2 separate regions of the Homo sapiens genome follow, and region 2 is linked to region 1. A link is a loop called in an ENCODE intact Hi-C map of the cell type or tissue named here. Cell type or tissue: A673. All regions are shown on one strand. Links, peaks and the distances in the headings refer to the core of each region. The heading gives the core; the rest is flanking DNA.

Evidence for each region. Hi-C counts contacts between places; a loop is a spot of excess contacts. Peaks named below come from ENCODE experiments on the same cell type or tissue, not always from the same donor. Only the 100,000 strongest peaks of a DNase experiment are listed, where the experiment ranks them.
Region 2: it touches region 1 in a loop (3-fold over the local background); 5 of 110 quality-filtered maps call a loop at or near these places.

The regions. Positions count from the first base shown.
Region 1 is chr2:186,857,124-186,867,584 of GRCh38, forward strand. No RefSeq gene overlaps it. Among named protein-coding and RNA genes, the nearest start is that of ZSWIM2, 13 kb to the left of the region's middle. In A673, for the core only: a CTCF peak has its summit at 5,911 (motif pointing right); a DNase peak (open chromatin) is centred at 5,918.
Region 2 is chr2:187,837,358-187,847,818 of GRCh38, forward strand. No RefSeq gene overlaps it. Among named protein-coding and RNA genes, the nearest start is that of TFPI, 290 kb to the left of the region's middle. In A673, for the core only: CTCF peaks have their summits at 6,074 (motif pointing left) and 6,275; a DNase peak (open chromatin) is centred at 6,074.

The sequences.
Region 1 (10,461 bases), core at 1,148-9,147:
TCCTGGACTCAAGAGATCTTCCCACCTCAGCCTCTTGAGTAGCTGGGACCACAGGCCCACATCACCACACCTGGCTAATTTTTTTGTATTTCTTAGGTGGAGATGGGATTTTGCCATGTTACCCAGGCTAGTCTGGAACTCCTGAGCTCAAATGACCTCCCAACCTTGACCTCCCAAAATGCTGGGATTACAGGCATAAGCCACAGCACCTGGCTTGGGCACTATATTTTATGAGGGGTTCTTAGAACATTTAAAAGGGCATGCGTTTTAAAAAGGCATACATATGAAAGAATACAATTTTGATCTATGTCATTCAAGAGGGCTTGATGTTTTAGAGAGACAGACTTTGGCTCATTGTAAAAAGGAACTTTCGAACAATTTCAGCTTTCCAAAAATGAACTGGCTCTCTCACGCTGCTTGGAGATTCCTATCACAGAAAACATTTCATGGCATTCTGAATGCCAATATTCAGGATTACTGTGGAAGGTTTTCTTGCCCAGATGGGAAAGTGTCCTAAATATCCTATCTAAAAGACATTTCAGCTTTAAGAGTCTATGATTATTTTGTTTTAAGTTATATGACAAAGCTTTAAATGTTGTTTTGTTGTTTTAAAGCTTAAGCTAGTTGCCTCTCATTGTTTACTTCCCATAGAAACTGTGTCTAATTTGAAATTTATACACGTTTCAGTAGTATTCATGAATCTTTTCTATAATATAAAAATGCAATATTATCTTAGTTACCATACTAAAAGAAAATCAATGTGAACGCATTTTGAGAGTTTTCTAAACATATACACAACTTTCAAAATTCAATGTGTAAATGTTAAGTATCTTATTCATTGGAGGATCTTTCTTGTGGAACTCTTGGGCCTTAATGTCACCAGTGTAAATATTTGATGTTAGGGTCTATGTAAATAAAAAACAAATTAATATTCAATAAAATTGTGTATTTTTGTCTTAATTGTTTAATCATTATCTTGGAAAATACATCCAGTCTATTTCTTCTCTTTACCATCCAGATGGTGATTTTTCTGATATTATATTGGCATTATTCTCAACTGCAAAGCTGATCTATAATTAAAATATATTATTGAGTATTGCCTTTGTAACAAATGACAACACCTGCAATTCTCAGAGAAGAGCCAAAAGAATATGATTATAAATAGAAAAATATGACATTCCTTAAGCAAAAGGAATGGAAGTGTGTGTGTGTGTGTGAGTGTATGTGTGTGTGTGTGTGTTTGTGTTCAGAGTCAGCAAGAATACATCGTACTTTGACACGGGAGAAATATTTTTTTTTTGAAAAACTAATTTCAACTTCTAATTTAGATGTCGGTGGTACATATGCAGGTTTATTATATGGGTATATTGCATGACACTAAGGTTTGGAGTAGAAATAATTCTGTCACCCAGGCAGAGAGCGTAGTACTTAATAGGTAGGTTTTCAGTCCTCCCCACTTACTCTGTCTCCTCCCTCCAGTATTCTCCAGTTTCGATTGTTCTCATCTTTAAATATCTATAAGTGGCCAATGTTTAGCTTCCACTAATAAGTGAGAATATGTGGTGTTTGGTTTTCTGTTCCTGTGCTCATTTGCTTAGGGTGATGGCCTCCAGGTGCATCCATGTTGCTGCAAAGGATATAATTTGATTCTTTTTCATGTCTGCATGGTATTCCACTGTGTATATATACTACATTTTCTTTGTCCAATCCACCATTGATGGGCACCTAGGTTGATTCCATGTATTTCCTATTGTGAATAGTGCTGCAATGCACATATAAGTGTGTGTGTCTTTTTTGTAGAATAATTTATTTTTCTTTGCATATATACCCTGTAATGGGATTGCTGGGTCAAATGGTAGTTTTGTTTTTAGTTCTCTGAGAAGTCTCCCTGGGAGAAATCTTAAAGTGACATGATGCCTCAGAGCAAATATCCATGTGAATATTATCCCATCTTTTGATTTCCAAAAATTATTTCCTGAGCTCCACTGATGTGGTTCTACATTGGTCTGTGCAATGTTGGCATAAGTAAGACAAAGAAAAAAAAGAGGGCTCTACTGAACACCTATGCTTATCTCTCGGTAACTCGCTCCTTCTCGAATCTCTGGTACATAGGAGGTAGCATGCATCATTTTACCTCTATTTACAGGTACTTGGACCAAGAGTGGACACTATATTTAATGAGAGTTCACAGACTAGTCTGACTTCAGTGGCCTGGCTCACAAAGATGGTCTAGGCTTCCTTTGTTAGAAACGGAGTTAAGATTTGAGGAGAAGGGTTGTTTTCTTTTCTGGCAGGGGGTGTTGTCATGGGGGTATAGTAATAAGCAGATTTATGAAGTGCTGCATGGTCACACTAATGACAAAGCACTAAAGTAAAGCTTTTTGGACTCCTGCTGCCAAAGTCACCAGAGCTACCATGAATATATGACGCTCTCTAGTCCTAACCTCACTGAAGTTTATTTCTATTGTAGTCCCTCCTTCCAGATTATTGTGTGATTTCTTAGTTATTTACTACTATAAACCTGCTTGTTTGAACTAGTTCAAGTGAGTCTCTGTTTTTTTGTGACCAAATGAGTAACAAAAATGATTCTCTGCATTAATTTAATGGTTGTAGAGATGTAAAAGAAAGAATGGGTTTAAGGTGTAGAATCAAAATACCTTAGAAATCCAAAAGACATGGATGATAGGGAGAAGGAAGAGTCAGAGATGAGTCCCAAACCCTTGCCAATAGGTAACACAGAAGACAGAACAGGGATTGAAAGAAACATATTGAAGTCCAGGTTAGACATGTTAAGACTGTGGTGCCTGTGATTTTTTGTTATTGTTGTTTTTTGGTTTTTTTTTTTTGAGACAGGGTCTTGCTCTGTCACCAGGCTGGAGTGCAGTGGCATGATCTCGGCTCACTGCAACCTCCATCTCCCAGGTTCAAGTGATTCACCTGCCTCAGCTTCCCGCATAGCTGGGACTACAGGCGCACACCACCACGATCAGCTAATATTTTTTGTATTTTAGTAGAGACAGGGCTTCACCATGTTGGCCAGGATGGTCTCAATCTCCTGACCTCGTGATCAGTCCTCCTTGGCCTCCCAAAGTGCTGGGATTACAGGCATGAGCTACTGTGCTAGGCCAACTGTGAGATTTTTAATGGAGATGCATATTAAAAAGTTGGATATGTAAGTGTGGACTCACTTTCATGTGCTACTCTTTTTTTTTTTTTTCCAGGAAAGAAGGCTTAGTTGATATAAAAATCTTACATTCAATTATTTATGATTAAGGATTTTGACAATTGAAGGTTTAACTGGTAAATTGACATAGACTGCATCAAACTAATATAACATCATGCTATTAATGAGGTTTCATTCCTTTAAAATAACCTCGTTTTGGAGGCACAAATTTTGAAGAATTAGTCATGAATTTATGATGTCTCCAAGGTAATTTAGGTGTGGAAGTGCACAGCTAGACTCTCTAAATATCATCTTTGGTTCTATTGCATTGGAACACTTATAAACCAATATCTTTAGTGTATTTTGGCTTTCCTCTCAGTGACCCAAGTGGCAAAAAGATCTATTAGCTAAATAAGCACACAAGGTTGCTTCTTGGTAAATTAAACATATGAATCTAAATAATGTATTTTCCAAAACCCCACTGAAGCTATAGTAAAGGAATATTATGAAAGACATGAACCCACAAGTCAAAAGGAATCAGAGTGGAGACAACAGCAACATAATTTTGGAAAATGAAATGATGGATAAGTGGTAGGCATTATAGCAAACTTATGAAAACTCTATACTAAACTTGTGTTGCAAAAGGTAAGAACCAGTTCAATTTACTTTGAAGAATTTTAAAAGAGCCAAGGATTTATGTGATTAGCTACCTTTGGCAGTTGGAGGGTCCAGTGGGATGTATTTTATAAAAAGGAAAACTAATTGAAAGCTGCTTAGGAAGGAGTTACATTCCTGGTTCTCCTTTCTCAGTCTGAAAATTTAGGTAATTGCCTCCATCCAAGTAAATCAGCAGAGATTTGTTCTCTGGAGGAGGTCAAACAAAAGGGCATTGAGGGATACCAAGCATAATTAGTGATATCTTACCAAAAAAGTGGTATTAAGTTAACATGCATACTGGAGGCTGAATCCCACCCCCTCCTTACTCTACCCTATAACTAGATTACTGGTTATCAGAAATTTGCCTTCCAAGAAGAAAATAGTAAGAGTCTTCTCTAGAGAATCTGATGAAAATGTAAATATTAATTAGAGGGGCTCCCTGATGGCATGGTCCAGCCAGATTACCTGCAGTGATGTTTACAGTCAGAAAGCCCCTCCTGCCCACTCAGTGTTTCAAACTGGGGTTTTTCATCACCGACTCTAAAATATGAGCTGACAATCAAGGCTTATAAATCTAAGGGTGACCTTTAACATAAAAGATGCAGATCAAATAGCTAAAAGTAAAAAACTATGAGGTCGAAACGGAGATTCTGCAGAGAGAAAATCATAAAAATTTGCATAATATTTTTAGAGAGATGTCTATAGAAACAAAGGAACAGAATGCTATAATAAAGACATATTAAGATAATAAAAATGAGATTTTAGTAATTTAAATTATTACAAAGAAAAGATAATTGTAAGAGCTGAGAAAGTTCCCTCCCAAATAATCAAACAATAACAAAAAAAGACAACAAAAACTAATTCACCATCACCATCACCGTCAACAACAAAAAACAGAATAAGAATTCAAGTGAGGAAATATTGGAAGAGAGCACAACAGTTTCACTACCCAATTAACAGAAATTCCGGAAAGAGACCAGATAAAAGAAATGGGAAGAAAATTTCAAAAATAATTTTACAACATTTCCTGGAACTGATTCGAGGGCTCCTCAAGTATAACACATTTGCTGAGTACGGATGTATAGGTTGGGCATGGAACCACTCCAAGGAAGCACTGTGTATGCATAAGCGAAGTCATGCAGTTCACACCTACAGGTGGTGGCTCTGCGTCCTACCAAGACCGATGGACATGAAATTTCATAATTCTGGGGAATGACAGAAGATCCTACACTCTGTGGGGGGTGTGTGTGTGTGTGTGTGTGTGTGTGTGTGTGTGTGTATGAGAGAGAGAGAGAGAAAGGAAGATAGGGAGAGAGGGAGAGAATGAGAGAGATGAAAGAAGTGGGAGGGAGAGAGAGAGGAGGGAAGGAGAGGGAGGGAGAGAGGAAGGAAAGGGGAGAAAGAGAGAGAAACTAAAGGATCTAGAATCAGAATTGATTTTTACTTCTCATCAACAGCAGTGAAACCATGAGACAAAGAGTAATGCCTTCAAAATTCTAAGGAAAAGTAATTTCTAACTTAGAGTTCTATACCTAGCCAAGTACTATACTTACAACCTAGGTGACAAAATTATCTGTATACCAAACCCTTATGACATGCAGTTTACCTATATAACAAACATGTATATGTACCCTTGAAACTGAAAAAAAGCAAAAGCATAATAAAACAAATCTTACATGTTTGAAAATGTTTCTTATCTGCATAATGGTAAGTTTGGGGAAGGGGAAATGGGATGTAGAGAAGAGAGGACCATTTTTGTCTCAACAAACACTGATTATTTTAGCTACATTTAAAAAACCAAATTTGATTAAAACAAAAATGAAGAAAAAGCTACTGATTACTTTTAAAAACCAAATTTTTATGGAATTTGGTGAGGTATTATTTGAAAACCAACAGCATCTGCTTTCAATCATTTCAAGCAATTTTTCACTAAATTGGCACCAAGGCCATCTTGCCTTTTGGCATGTTTATGATATGTATATCATGTGAGTCTGTGTGTATGTGTGTATTATTTATTCTACAGCTTAAGGGTGAAAAGCTTAAAAATGGATTTCTTGGAAGCATTGGGATCCTATTTTTATTCCACTAGGTGTCAGCATAGTACCGTGAACCTGAATGCTATTGGGTTAGCAATCATTAAATCATTGCTTGTTCATAAACATGTTTTTATTTATCTTTCCAAAAATGATGATGTGAAATTTAGATTTAATAATGTAATCATCTTCTGCATTGTAATCATTATTCTCTACTCAAATGTTCCTTTTCCCCCTACCTATTCAGATTAGTATGAGCTGCTTAAATTAGTTAACCTTTGGTGCTAATATACATCAGGGAATAGAAAAAGAAAACAACTACTGACAGAAATGACAGCAATGAATGTGTTTCCTGCATCTGAACTTTGGATTTTCAGTCAGTGTTTTTTTTTTTTTTTAGTAGGTTAAGAGAGACATTTGGCTGACTGGGAAGATCAAAAGTATAACATTTCCACCATCTGTTATCTAGTTTATAAATATGCTTTAAAGGATATGAGCAATAATTGACTAGTTTAGTGCCATGGCAACTGATAAGTGTTCTTGTTAAGAGGACGTGTTGGGTAATTATTGTTAGATATTTTTAACTTATTTATTCCCCCTCTGACTAATCACTGTAGCATCATTGGCTTTGGCTTTGTATTGACTTGACCTTGACTCATCTCAACATCAGCCATACATATACCTATATGTGTATATGTGGATGTATATATATACACACACATATATAAACTCACATAGACACACATATAAATGTCAACAAATACAAGGAGCATGTCTATCTTTATTTTCTGTTTATTATAATTAGAAAAGTGGCTGAAACGTAATAGGTATGCGATAAATATTTGTTAGACGAATTATTTAAAGACAATTTGATAATATATATGTGTAAGAGATTTAATTATTAAGACTTGGTCACTTATGGATGCAGATAATTAGGAAATGAGAAAGTCCCTTGGGGTTTCTAATTTAGAAGTCTTGGTGGTGGCATTCATAACTACGTGGGACTCCAGGAAGAGTTGTAAGTTCAGCAGGATAGATAATGAGTTCAGATTCTGCCATTTTGAGGCAGTGGAGTGGACAGCAAACTGAAGCTGTCTGATAGGCATTGGCTATAAAGCTCATACATTTTGTAAAAATATTTGAGCGGGAGATACAGTAATTATCATGATGTAGAATGGGTCAGAGAGTAGATAAGTTTACCCAGGCAGGGTTTGTTCAATGAGGAGAGAAAAAGGCCAAGGGCAGAAACCTTGCAGAATAACATTTTAGGAATAGTGTACAATGAAAGGGAATCCTGAAAAAGAAGCTGGAAAGGAAAGAATAAAGTGTTAAGCATAAAAAGTAGTGAATTTTGGACGGGCGCAGTGACTCATACCTGTAATCCCAGCACTTTGGGAGGCTGAGGCAGGCAGATCATGAGGTCAAGAGATGGAGACCATCCTGGCCAACATGGTGAAACCCCGTCTCTACTAAAAATACAAAAATTAGCTGAGTGTGGTGGCACGTCCTGTAGTTCCAGCTACTTGGGAGGCTGAGGCAGGAGAATCACTGGAACCCAGGATGCGGAGGTTACAGTGAGCCGAGCCGAGATCACACCACTGCACTCCAGCCTGGTGACACAGCGAGACTCCGTCTCAAAAACAAAAAACAAAAAACAAGAAACAAAACCCAAACAACAACAACAAAGTAGTGAATTTCAAGAGAAATAGAATGGTCACCAGGGTCAAATGCTGCAAAGTAGTCCAGCCATATAAGCAATAAAAGGCACATATTTATGAATTAGGAAATTGTTGGTGACTCTGCTATGGAGTTATGAGAAGAGATTACCATTTACAGTATGACTGAGGATGACATAGGACATGAAAGAGTAATATAGTGAATACGGACTGTAGACTCTACTTCGATGGAATATGACTATTCAAAGAAAGGGAATAAAGAACTTGGCAGCTCAAGGTTTGCTAACGCCAGCTGCCCCAAGGTTGAGATTTTATGGAATAGTTAATCAGCAGTCTTCAAACTGAGATATGTACAGTTCTTGAGGTCCATGAAGACTTTACCAAGTACATAGGGTTGAAATAATTTAGAGATTAATGTCTATATCCTCCATTCCACATACACTCTTTGCTAATATTAATTGGCCTTAGAGCTTTAGTTAAAATATCATACTTGTTTTCTTTTCCTACTTTCCTTTTGCAACTACACTTCTCTTGCTTTATCAAACAAAATCACATATTATCTAATCTGATGTTGATCATCCCAGGGTATAAAATCATGGAGACATCAAACAAAAGAAAAATTTGTATTGATGATGAGAAAGTGAATTTCCTCAATGATTCAGAAACAAAATTTTTTGAACGTCAGGGAGTTTCTAATTTTTTGCTTTCAAAACAATTGAAGGAACTGATAAATCATTAAAATATAATTTTTGATAATACATCCCTATGTGACTTTTGGCATATAACATGAAAGGATTTCAATAGTGGATTTATGTTGCTAATACCAAAACATCCATTTCCACCTGTCCTATCCCACATTATTACAAAAAATTTTTCTCATATTTATAAAAACAACCAAATTAGGAATTAAATGTATGCTGAACACTGTCCTTCATCATAAGTAATATTTAGTCATTGCACATAAACTAATTAGAAATGAAACAAAAAAAGAAAAATAATCTCACAGGGTACAAAGAAAAGTGGGAAAGAGAAGAGCATTGGTACTCACAACTGAAGGAGGATTGAGTAGAATGGGAATGAGAACATATGAGAGGTAAGGTCAGTAAGGGGCTTGAATTCTGTGCTGGGCTGGGTAGACAGGGACATAATGGAGTCAATGATTCTAGATTTGAGAGTTCTCAGTAGAGGTGGACTGAAGTGTCAGGTGATGTCCAACGAGGCCAACTATCTGTGACTCCAGTTTTCCCTCAGGATTCATGATTTTAGAAAGGCACTTAGGACAATGACTGTGATGGGATGAATCCTGAAGAGAACACTCTCATCAGATGGTGGGAGGAGATTCAATGTATCTGAGAACACTCATCTCTTGAGGAGTAAGAGCTTGACTGCTTTCTTCACTACAGTATTTTTAAAGCTTAGAACTCTGCCTGGCAGAGGGTGCTCAGATATTTTCTGTTAAATGAATTAGCAATGACTGGCAATAGCCAAGACTCCTGAGTCTTCACTTAGTGGAACTAGAGTGGCCTTTTAACAGAACCTATTTGCATTTACACATTATGTGTTCACGCTATATAGAGAAGGAAAAAAAACGCCAAAATACGTATTTATGTTCATATAATTCAGTTTGAAAGTTCTCTTTCAAATAAATCTCACATGTCTTTCATTAGCTAAAATAAGAGATAAAGTGTTACACATAATCCCCCAAAAGAACATAAGTCATAACTCAAGTTATAATATTAATTAAAATAAATTATATAAACTAGCATTAAATTATTTGCTATGACAATATACATAAAGAAAAAAAGTGGGTGACAGCAGACAAAAAAAGGCTAAAAGCATTACTTAAACTTGGCGTCATGAGGTGATGTTGTCAGAGACTTAGCTTTTAATAGGCCAGAATGATCATGTAAAATAAAACAAGCAACAATCTTAAACTGACATTCCGGGAACATGGGAATGATTTTGAAGTTAAAAACTGTTTTTAGAATAACAGTCCTAATGATATTTTCTGCCAATTAAAAAGGCTATAATTGACAGCTGTTTTAGTCAAGAATTGTTTAGTTGTAATGTATAGAAATCCTATTTTAATTAGTTTTAACCAAAAATGGGGATTTATTGGCCCCCAAAAACTGCACCCTGGAAGCCCAGGGTACACCTAGCTTTAGCATAGCTGGATGCAGGGGGTTAAATGATATCATTAAGACAATCCTCTTTCTTATTTTCTTGGTCTTGTTTTCTTTTGTGTTGCATTTATTTCTAGGTAGACTTTCCCTACTAAAAGAGCCTCAAGAGTCCAAGCTTGTATGGTACCTGAAGCTCTGCGGGAGAATATACATTTTCCTGATAGCTTTAACCAAAACAGCTGGAGGGCTTCTGTGGGCTTGGTGTGGGCCATATACCTAGCATGAAACATTTATGATGGTCGGTACAATGTAGTCCTCTGAGTGACCAGAGCTGGGCTCTTTGTGTCCCTGGGGAAAAGGTTGGTGTCTTCACCTGTTTGTGCTGCTAAAACAAAATACCACAGACTGGGTAACTGATAAACAATAGAAATTTGTTTCTCTTGTTTCTGGAAACCAGGAAGTCCAAGATCAAGGTTCCAGCAGGTTTGGTGTATGGTGAGGGCTGCCCTCTTGGCTTCCAAGGTGGTAGCTTGTTGCTCCATCCTTTAGAGTTGAGGAATGCTGTCCTCACATGGCAGAAGGGAGGGAAAGGCAAGAAAGTGATCCCTTTAACCTTAAACCTTAAACCTTTTTATATGGGTGCTAAGCTCATTCTTGAAGCCAGAGCCTTCATGACTTAATCACCTCCTAGAGGACACACCTCTTGATTCTGTTGCATTGGGGATTAAGTTTCAACATGAATTTTGGAGGGGACACCATCATTCAAACCATAGGAGCTGGTGATAGAGGCATCCCTATCTGAACCCTTG
Region 2 (10,461 bases), core at 1,197-9,196, 980 kb after region 1:
GAAAATAACAACAATGTATTTTAGCAGGGGATGTTTTAAAAAGTAAACTAGTATCACCTGTGTTATAGGTATAAGGTATATAGGTATCCCCATTACTCTGCTTTTTCTTTTAAATGATATAATATTCTGTATCTCTGGGATGGTGGAAGGTTGATTTGCAAAAAAGGAGGAGTAGATATGCACATTATTTTCTTGTTTAAATTCATTAATTATGAGTAAGTTGTATTTTATGTTGTCATATATTTTTAATATTTTATTTTTAAATAAAGGATTCAGAGTCAAATAGTTAAATATTTTAGCTAATTATGAAGATAGAGTTTTCTAAGAATGTAAAGCGACAAGGTAGACATGATTTTATAACGTAACCAAGAGAATTTTAATATATAAGCTTCATATTTAAGTCCTTGTAATAAATTTATATTTATAATGCAAATACATTATAAATATTTCTGATACATTTATATAATGAATTTAAATTTAATTATGGAATTAGATTTTAAAGAATATTATAACCTTAGATCTTCAAACTAGTGAGCATACCCCTGATGGTAAAAGGACATGAATAAATTAAAGAGAATACATTTTAAGATACTCAATTCGAAGATAGTCAATTGCTTTATATACTATGTTTCTTCCAAAAAATAATCTGCAGGAATAATTTTAAAAATAAATTAGTATAACTCTATATTGATATGAAAAATGGAAATATTATTTCAAAGAAGAATGCAAACAAAGTAACATGTTTATTCAGGAGGAGCTTTTTTTTTTACATATTTTATGTAGATGTTGGTGAATGTCAAGTCACAGTTATAAGTAGACATATATAGCTATAACAATGATTAAATTTATATGTAAGTTATGCTTTGTGGGTATAGATTTTAAGTATCTTATATAATGTATATTTATGTAAACTCTAATATGTAACTTCCTATTATACTGCATATGTATACATATATAAAATAATTGGATTCACTTAAATATACTATAAAGTATTTATTTAAAATTTGTAGTGATGCAGGGAGCTGAGATTGCACCACTGCACTCTAGCCTGGGTGACAGAGCAAGACTCCATCTCAAAAAAATAAAAAATAAAAAATAAAAAATAAATAAAATAAAATTTGTAGTGATAAAATATAGACATCTTCCTACAAGTATTTGAGTTAAAAATAAATTATTTTAAGTGTTACAAGAGTTAAAAAGTTCAAGAATAATACAAAGAGAATTTGTACTTATACATTTAAAAATGTGTCAAGGCAAATACAGACACTCTTCCTGATATCTTATCTAGCTACCTTTCTAGTATCTCCTTTATCTGCAGTACTACATTACTACATTACTACTATATCTACATTATCTACTATAGCTTATCTAGTCCCCCCAAAGGTATCAAATTTTTAGCACCTAAAGGCCAATCCTTGGTAATAAAGAGAGAGAATGTGCATATATAGATGTGTGTACGTATCTACCTATCTACATAGAGAGAGAAAGAGTGTGTGTGTGTAAATAGAGCCAGTAAGAAATATGCAAATAGTCATTTTAGTCTGTATTTCAGTAAGTATCTAAATATAGGAAAGTCATTCTGTGCTTGTAATTGATGTATTTACATAATAGGTGTAGCCAACACTGTCAAATCTGTTGATTTTTACCACTTCTTTATGCCACTTCTGCTGCTGTGTGGCCCTTTTGCCTCCTATGGCCATGTCAGCATCTTGATTCTTTTTTCTGAAGACTAGCCACAAGCTACTGGAGCTGTTTTGCCCTCAAAGGGAAGAGAGAGTGGCTGTGGCTGGGAGTTTTATGTTCAATCCACCTCATCCAACTTGGAAAGTCAGCTTCTTCCTTCAAATAAGGGTAAGTCTGAGAACTAATTTACACTCCTAAACTCCCCTGCAGAATCAGATCAGATTGGAGCCACCCTCCCTGAAATTTTATCTGAAATTGAAGTCTTTCTTGGTTTCTTCTTCTCCCCCTTCCTCTTCCTACCCGCTTTTACCAAAAGCCCTTGGGAATAAATTTTTAAACTATGTATTTATTTATTGACAAACAAATATTGTATATCTTTATGGGAAAAATTTTTAAATAAATCAGTTCCCCATAAAGCCACTCCTTAGTGGCTGCTTACAGGGGAACTCAGTTTAAGACCATGGTCTCATGGAATAATTACAACATAGTTCCCTAACTTGCCATCATTAGGGAGGCTTTAAAAGTGTTACAGACACAGAATCCTACATATTTCTTGATAAAAGGGGTCAGATATAAGCAGGAACAGTACCACGACTATGTTAGTGAAGCACATAACTCAGGACAAAGATTAAAGGTCACTAAAAACTGAATAATTAACATGAATAATACTTTAATGTAACATTTAAAAATCAAAATTAATTATAAATATAGCATGATTAAGATTAATTCTAGGAATGCAAGGCTGATTTTACCATTCAAAAATTCATCAACATAATCTGTCATATTAACAAAATAAAGTGAACTTCATTGGAAATTCTTTGGCCAGATTCTAACTTACTAAAATTGAAACAATCAAAGATCTGAAATGACTGAGAAAAACTCTGAACTCTATGATGTAAGCAACATCTACATTTTAATTAAAGACAAGATCAATATTACTGATTTTCTTTTGTCTCAGATTCCAATATGGTTTCATAGCTTTTGTGCTTTGACTTCCAAAAAAAAAATAAATAAATAAAATAAAGAAGATCAAAGGAAACCAAACCAAAGCAGCAGAAGAAAATAAGTAATACCAATAACAGCAAAAATCAATGAAAACAGAAAAACAATAGAAAAAATAAGTGAAATAAAATGCTGGTTATTTGAAAACAATAGCATTCTAGCAAGACAGACAAAGAAGTAAGAGAATGACACCCATTGCCAATATCTAGATGAAAAGAGAGATTACTACTACAGACCCCATAGATATTAAAAGGATAGTAAGGGAATTACTATGAATACAAATGAATTTGACAGCTTGAGACGTGAATCAATTCCTCAAAAAATGCAGACTCCCAAAACTCACTCAAAATGAAACAGTTAGAATAGCCTAGTAACTATTAAAATTATTGATATAGTAATTGAAAAGTTTATCCAATAGAGAAAATTTCAAGTCCAGATGATTTCACTGGACAAATCTACCCAACATTTAAAGAATTAACCACAGTTTTATACAGTCTTTTTACGGAGTTTCACTCTTGTTGCCCAGGTGCAATCTCGGCTCACCGCAACCTCTGCCTCCTGGGTTCAAGAGATTCTCCTGCCTCAGCCTCCCGAGTAGCTAGGATTACAGGTATGTGACACCACGCCCAGCTAATTTTGTATTTGTAATAGAGACGGGGTTTCTCCATGTTGGTCAGGCTGGTCTCGAACTCCTGACCTCAGGTGATCCGCCTTCCTCAGTGTCCCAAAGTGCTGGGATTATAGGCGTGAGCCACCGCAGCTGGCCTACACAGTCTTTTTCAAAAAACAGAGAAGGTAGCAAAACTCCCAATTTATTATACAAGGCTAGCATTACCCAATACCAACACCAAAGGCAGCATACAGACACATGCTCATGTGTACACACACACACACACACACACACAGAAGAAAGTAAAATAAAAAAGAGCCCAGGATTTCTCTTGAAAATATAAATAAAATAAAAATCCTAAACAAAATACTGCAATTCAAATCCAGTATAAATATAGCATGATTGAGTAAGATTAATTCTAGGAATGCAAGGCTGATTTTACCATTCAAAAATTCATCAACATAATCTGTCCTATTAACAAAATAAAGCAAACTTTGTTGGAAGTTCCTTGGCCAGATAAACTATTCTAACTTATTAAAATTGAAACAAAGATCTGAAATGATTGAGAAAATAATTAATTTGATTTATAGACTGGACAGATTTGGCAATCGTAATCTTTATGCTTTTGTTAACAGCTCAAGCAAGTGTGGGAAAAAGGGGACATAATTTTAATGTACTCACTGAGCACAGCAGAAAACATATTAAAAAGCTTATTTTGTCCTTTTTCTTAATCCACCGCTTGTACATTGTATGGAAGAATTAGAGTATTATGCATAATTTAGATACACTTGTCTGCAGAATTATGGTAGATTTTTACCTGGAATACATTTGCATAATAACAAAATAGATCAATAGTTTTAGCTAATTAATGAATAAATATTAAAATCTATTCTGCATTTCACAAGAAATGCTTACATTGACAACTATAATAATGTTTTGGCTGACTTTAACATGGTCTAGTGAATCCTAGCAAAATATCTTCCCAACTCTAAATAGAAAGCACATTCCATACGTGTATGTTAGATATATAATTGTATGTAGAAATGTGGATTTTTTTACATTTAGGATATTAATCAGTATTATAAACATTATTTGTAAATGTAATTATTCTAAATTATCCTTATCATTAATTAATAAGCACTTCAAAATATTTCTAAGATATTTAGTAATTTTTCCTTGTGTGATAAACTTCCTTTAGAGAAATATAGCTATAAGAGGAAACAAAATGTGAGCAACAAAGACATTAAAACATGAAAGTTTCCATATAAGAAACTTAAATAATTGAACAAGCAAAAAACAAATAGCCCCATTGAAAAATGGGCAAAAGACATGAACTAACACTTCTCAAAAGAAGACAGAGAAGCAGCCATAGAAAAAAATGCTCCATATCACTAATCATCAGAGAAATGAAATCAAAATTCCAGTGAGATATCATTTCACATGAGTCAGAATGCCAATTATTAAAAAATCTAAAAGCAACAGAGGCTGGTGAGTCTGTGGCAAAAGGGGAATGCTTATACACTGTTGATAGGAGTGTAAATTAGTTCGGCCACTGTGGAAAGCAGTTTGGAGATTTCTCAAAGAACTTAGAAATATCACTTGACCCAGCAATCCCATTACTGGATATACATCCAAAAGAAAATAAATTGTTCTACCAAAAAGATACATGCACTTACATATTCGTTGCAGCACTATTCACAATAGCAAAGACAGAATCAGCCTAGGTGCCCATCAACAGTGGATTGGATAAAGGAAGTGTGGTTCATATACATCATGGAATTCTATGCAGCCATAAAAAAGAATGATATCATGTCCTATACAACATGGAATACTATGCAGCCATAAAAAATGAAATCATGTCCTTTGCAGAAACATGGATGCAGCTGGAGGCCATTATTCTAAGTGAATTAACACAAGAACAGAAGACCAAATCCCGCATGTTCTCACTTATAAGTGGGAGTTAAATGAACGGTACTCGTGGACATGAAGATGTCAACAATAGACACTGGGGACTACTACTAATGAGCTCCATGTGAGACAGGAAAAGGTAGAGGCATGTTATCAGTCACACAACATTTCAAGGACACATTGGACAGGAGTTTGAATGGCCTGAATAACTGACGTACAGTGTGCAAAGGGAAGCCAGGAGGAATTCTGAAAGCAAAGCTTAAAGACACATATGTTTATAAGTGGTTTAGTTGTTGATTTACATGAAGGCAAATGTAGACATTTAGTACTGCCATCTAGAATCTCTTCAATTTTATTTTATAAGTTCGTGAAGAATGAGAGCATGATGAGAACTGATAGAAAAAGTCATGCCTTGGTCCATGATTTTGTATCAATCAAGGCAAGATAGGAGAAAAGCCTTCTGAGTCTTATGATTCGTTTATATCCAAATGGCTTTGTATGCTGGTTTAATATAAGTGAAGGTGAATTGGAGCAAAAAAGAAAAAATATATATCAATATGCGAAGTGTCTCAGGAAGTCCATGTGGAGGATTGAGCCACAAGAAAGTTGTCATGGAGTCTGGAATGGAGGGGAATTTAATTTTCCATCAGGCACCCAGAGAGGGAAATGAACGTGAATTACTGTAAGATTAGACGGTCCCTGATCTGAAGGAATTCATGTACTTCTAAGTGGGCAACTTTTACTAAGAATTTTTTTCTAAGCTGACAAGAAACACGGTAAAATTCAGGTTCTCATTTTTAAAAAACTGGCTTATGCAGACATTCTGGAGAAAGCTAGCGTTATCTTCTTACACAAGGGATGTGCTGCCCCCTTCTGGATAAAGGAAAAGGTAAATTCCACTGAGAAATTTACATTCCTCCACTTCAGATACACATAAGAATGAAAAGCGCCCTCATCTTATTCAGTATTATAAATATGTATGTGTGTACACATAGACCCATATATATTCACTATATATGTAATATTTTATATTGGGAGTATTAAGTGATCAAAACCAAGTAGTGATCAAGTTAAAAGACTAGAACACACGAATGGACTGCTAACTGGCCCTTAGAGTATAGGCTCTATGCTGTATCCCAGCACCTAGAACAGTGTCTGCAGTATAGTAGACTCAAATCACATCTCTAAGAACCCACATCCCATTTTAGAATTCTTTAGTGGCTTCACTTTATGGTTGAGCTGAGCTCCAATTCTTTGGCATGGCATTAAAATTTTTCAAAATCAGATCCTAACCTGTTTTTTAAGCCATAAGGTCTGGTCATTTACATCATCCAGGCTTTACTTTCGTCTACCTGCAAATATTGTTTCAACCACATGTTTTCTGCCCTACATCTTTTCACAAATTGTTCTAATTTCTTAGAATGCCTTTTATCTCTCCCCTCTGTATCACCACTGGTGAAAATCCTTACCATTTAAAAAAAATAAAAATGAATTGCTAATTTATCTGTGAAGTCTTTACCAGTATTTCTTATCAAGATGCTTTCTTTTTCTGTTCCTTCACACTATTTTGATTTTCTTTACATTGTAACAGTTTACATTATCTGCCCCACAGTTTCTTCTTGTTCATCTTTGACAGACATCACTTTTTATTCATCGTTGTATCTACATTCCTTACCAAATGCCTAACATACAATGTAGTCATCCAACTGAATAAATGCTGAGTACATTGATGTGCAAAATCATAATAATATTTTACATTCAAAATGAGTTAGCTGAGTTGAAATTTTTTTAGCAACACAGATGGATTACAGTCAGGTTGAATAAGGTTTATAACACCATGAGAAGAATTAACCATTTTCACTAACTACAATCCAGACTGCTAATGACAGTCATTAATCATAAACCATTCTATAAGAATATTAAATTCTGAAGCATATCACCATGTTCTCTTATATGGGTGTGTGGTGCACTGAATAATGGCTCCAAAATAGCCACACCTTAGTCTTCAGAACCTGTGAATATGCTGCTTTACATACTAAAAAAAAGATTTTGAAGATGTGATTAAATTAAGAATTTTGACCTTGTGGGGTTATCCTGGATTATCCAGGTCCAATGTAACCACGAGGGTTCTTATATAAGGGAGGCAAGAGGAGCATAGTAGAAAAAGAAGATGTCCTTATGGAAGCAGAGGTTGGGGTGATGCACATTGAAGATGGAGGAAGGGACCATGATGCAAGGAATACAGACAGCTTCTGAAAGCTGGAAAACACAAGGAAACTATTTCTCTCTTGGAGCCTTGGGAAGTAATGCAGCTCTGTGTAATGCTTGAATTTAGCTACATAAAACTCATCTCAGACGTCTGAACTCCACAACTGCAAGATAATAAATATTTGTTGTTTTAAGGCATAAAGTTTGTTGTAGTATAGGAGAGTTGAAATTGGAAACTAATATTCCTCCAGTATTATGAGAATAGCTCTTTTACATATATGAAGCCTTTGAATATAACTAAAGTTGGATAAACATATAAATTGTGACACATGTCTTGAGTTTTTCAGACAGACTGTTACTATAGAGTTATTACATGAATGTCACATCATTTAAAAATAATTGTAATTGAAATACAGTACTTAGCCTCTGGAGTCAGGATGCTGACTTTTCAAAATAGGTTTGTAGAACTCTGATGTTTTGTCTCTATATCTATCCATGGCAAATAACTGGTCCTCATGTATTTTATTCATTGTTATGGCCAAAGAGGCCTAGATATTTGCCTACAAATGAAAAATAAATGCATAAAAGTGTAGCCATTAACTGGGCTTAAATTGTTTATTAATGCATTTGCAATCAGATTACAATTTATTCTACATATCATAGACATCAACTGGTCAGTTGGAATAAACAACTAGAGTTGTATAAAGAAATGACTCAGTGGTGTTTTTGAAAAGCTTACAGGTTTATGAGTTTATAGCGTATATGTTAATGGACCACTTTTATAGCTATTTTTATATTTTTGCTACTTATACTTCAGTTTATTTGTGTTGTGTGTGTGTGATATTTCACGTAGTGTCAGAAATTTGTAAATAAATTTTTTTCTCAATATATACCTTAACACTTTAATGTATTCCATGCTTTTATTGTTGTGGGGTAGAACAATAATTTTTTGTTTTAAGCTTATATACTTGAAGATATTTTACTTATTTCTTACTTTAGTAAGCAAAATATCTTCATGCGTATAAGTTGAGTCATGCAAAAATGGCATCATATGTACACACTTTTGCTTTAAAAAATTGGGGGGATTCTATTTTAGAAATGTAACCTGGAACACTAAGTCACATGTAATATGCCATTAAAAATAGTCTACATAATTAATATTTTAATTTAATAAATGTCTTTCATTCAAGCCAGATGTGAAGAATGAATCATGGCTAGCTATTGTCAGGGCACATTTCCAATAAAGCAGGCTACCATATTCTTTCTTCAAAGAAGTTGAGACTTTCTTGGGGAGGAGTGAGGACTGCTTTTCAGAAAATATATATATATATATATTTTTTTTTTTTTTTGAGACAGCGTCTTGTGCTGTTGCCCAGGCTAGAGTGCAGTGGTGTGATCACAGCTCACTGTAAACTCAAACTCCTGGGCTCAAGGGATCCTCTCACCTCAACCTCCCAAGTAGCTAGAACTACAGGCACATGCTACTCTGCTCAGCTGATATTTTTTAATTTTTGTGGAGATGGTGTCTCACACATTGGCCAAGTTGGTCTCCTACTCTTATGCTCAAGAAGTCCTCTTGCCTCAGTCTCCCAAAGTGCTGGGATTATGGGCGTGAGTCACCAAACTAGGCAAAGGAAATCTTAAAACAGAAATGAAGAAAGGAAACCCAACAGATAATATGGCTGTACCCTGCCTTAGAGGATTTGAGAATGACAGCACAGAGGATGGAAACTTTATATTAAGTAACTGTCAATTCTGCCTTGTGAAAGCACTTAATTTCTCAGAAATAAATTTAATCACTTGTTATACTTGCCACTTCCAGAATCATACCTTTTTGTATCTAGATTTTCAAATATGATTTGCTATCATTTCAACTTACCTACTCAAAAATACTCACAAGAAATGTTTCTTTCACTAGACTGAAACTTCCAGACAATATACCTCACCAACTTCCTAATCAAGAGATCCATCTTGTAATTATTTCTCTTCCTTTCCATGTTATGTTCCATTATTTCTATTTTTCATTTCATTTGTTTGCTTCTCTCTCTCATTACTCGTCTGTAAAAACCAAACTCTGCGTATGTGTTTACATCACCTTCACTGTTTCTGCACACAGGTAAGCATTAAGAAAATCAGGCAGACTGGCATTTTTGTGAAATTATAATCCCCAATCTCAGTGATATCCTTCAATTCTGTTGTCTTTCTTGCACATGCCATTTGGAAAATTAAAGTAATCAGGTGGGAAATCCTTCAACTTCTCATGGCTATTTCCAAAAATAAACCTCTGTCTTTACCCACCTACTCCTTTTTTCTTCCTGTCTCCATGGAGAAGGTATGCTTCCTCTTCCTAGATGCAAATGCTTCTACATATACTTGCAATTCATTCGTCTCATGTTTGAGGGTTTGGTCCTTTACAATTACAATGATCTCCCCTCTATTTTGTACTATCAATTCCTCTTTATCTAGTTCATCATTCAAAAAAAAATCCTCTAGTTCACCCATTTTAAGCAAATAAAATTGGACCCTGTGTAGGAAATGAGTCAAATCCAATGAAACCAAACTGCAAAACTTCCTAAAGGCTCTCACTTTACTTTAGATAGAATTTGGACATTTTATCTTGATCTACAGGTACTGAATGTTCTTGGACCCTGCTTGTACTCCCAACCTCAGATAATGCCATTCTGCTCTTTGCTCACTACATGTTTGCCACACAAGCTTTTACATTTTTCAAACATTGAAGTGTTTCAACTAATGAGCAATCCTGGGAGCTTCAGTTGCTATGGGTGTCATGGCCATTCCTTGGCAACCTGGAAAGCCTACATTGCCTGCATTAAACGGGTCCTTCCTCTGCCATTACCTTATTACCTGCTGCAGCAAGATTACTCTGCTACTGAAGTTGCCAGCAGTAGCAAATTTTACCTTTGGACCATGGCTTGGCAGAGTGTCCCTCAGACAACACTGCAGGTATGCTGAGAAAATCAGGAAGATCAGATTATTTATTAATCAGTGTTGTAATCCAAGAGCCATTGTGCCTTAGAGATACCAATCAG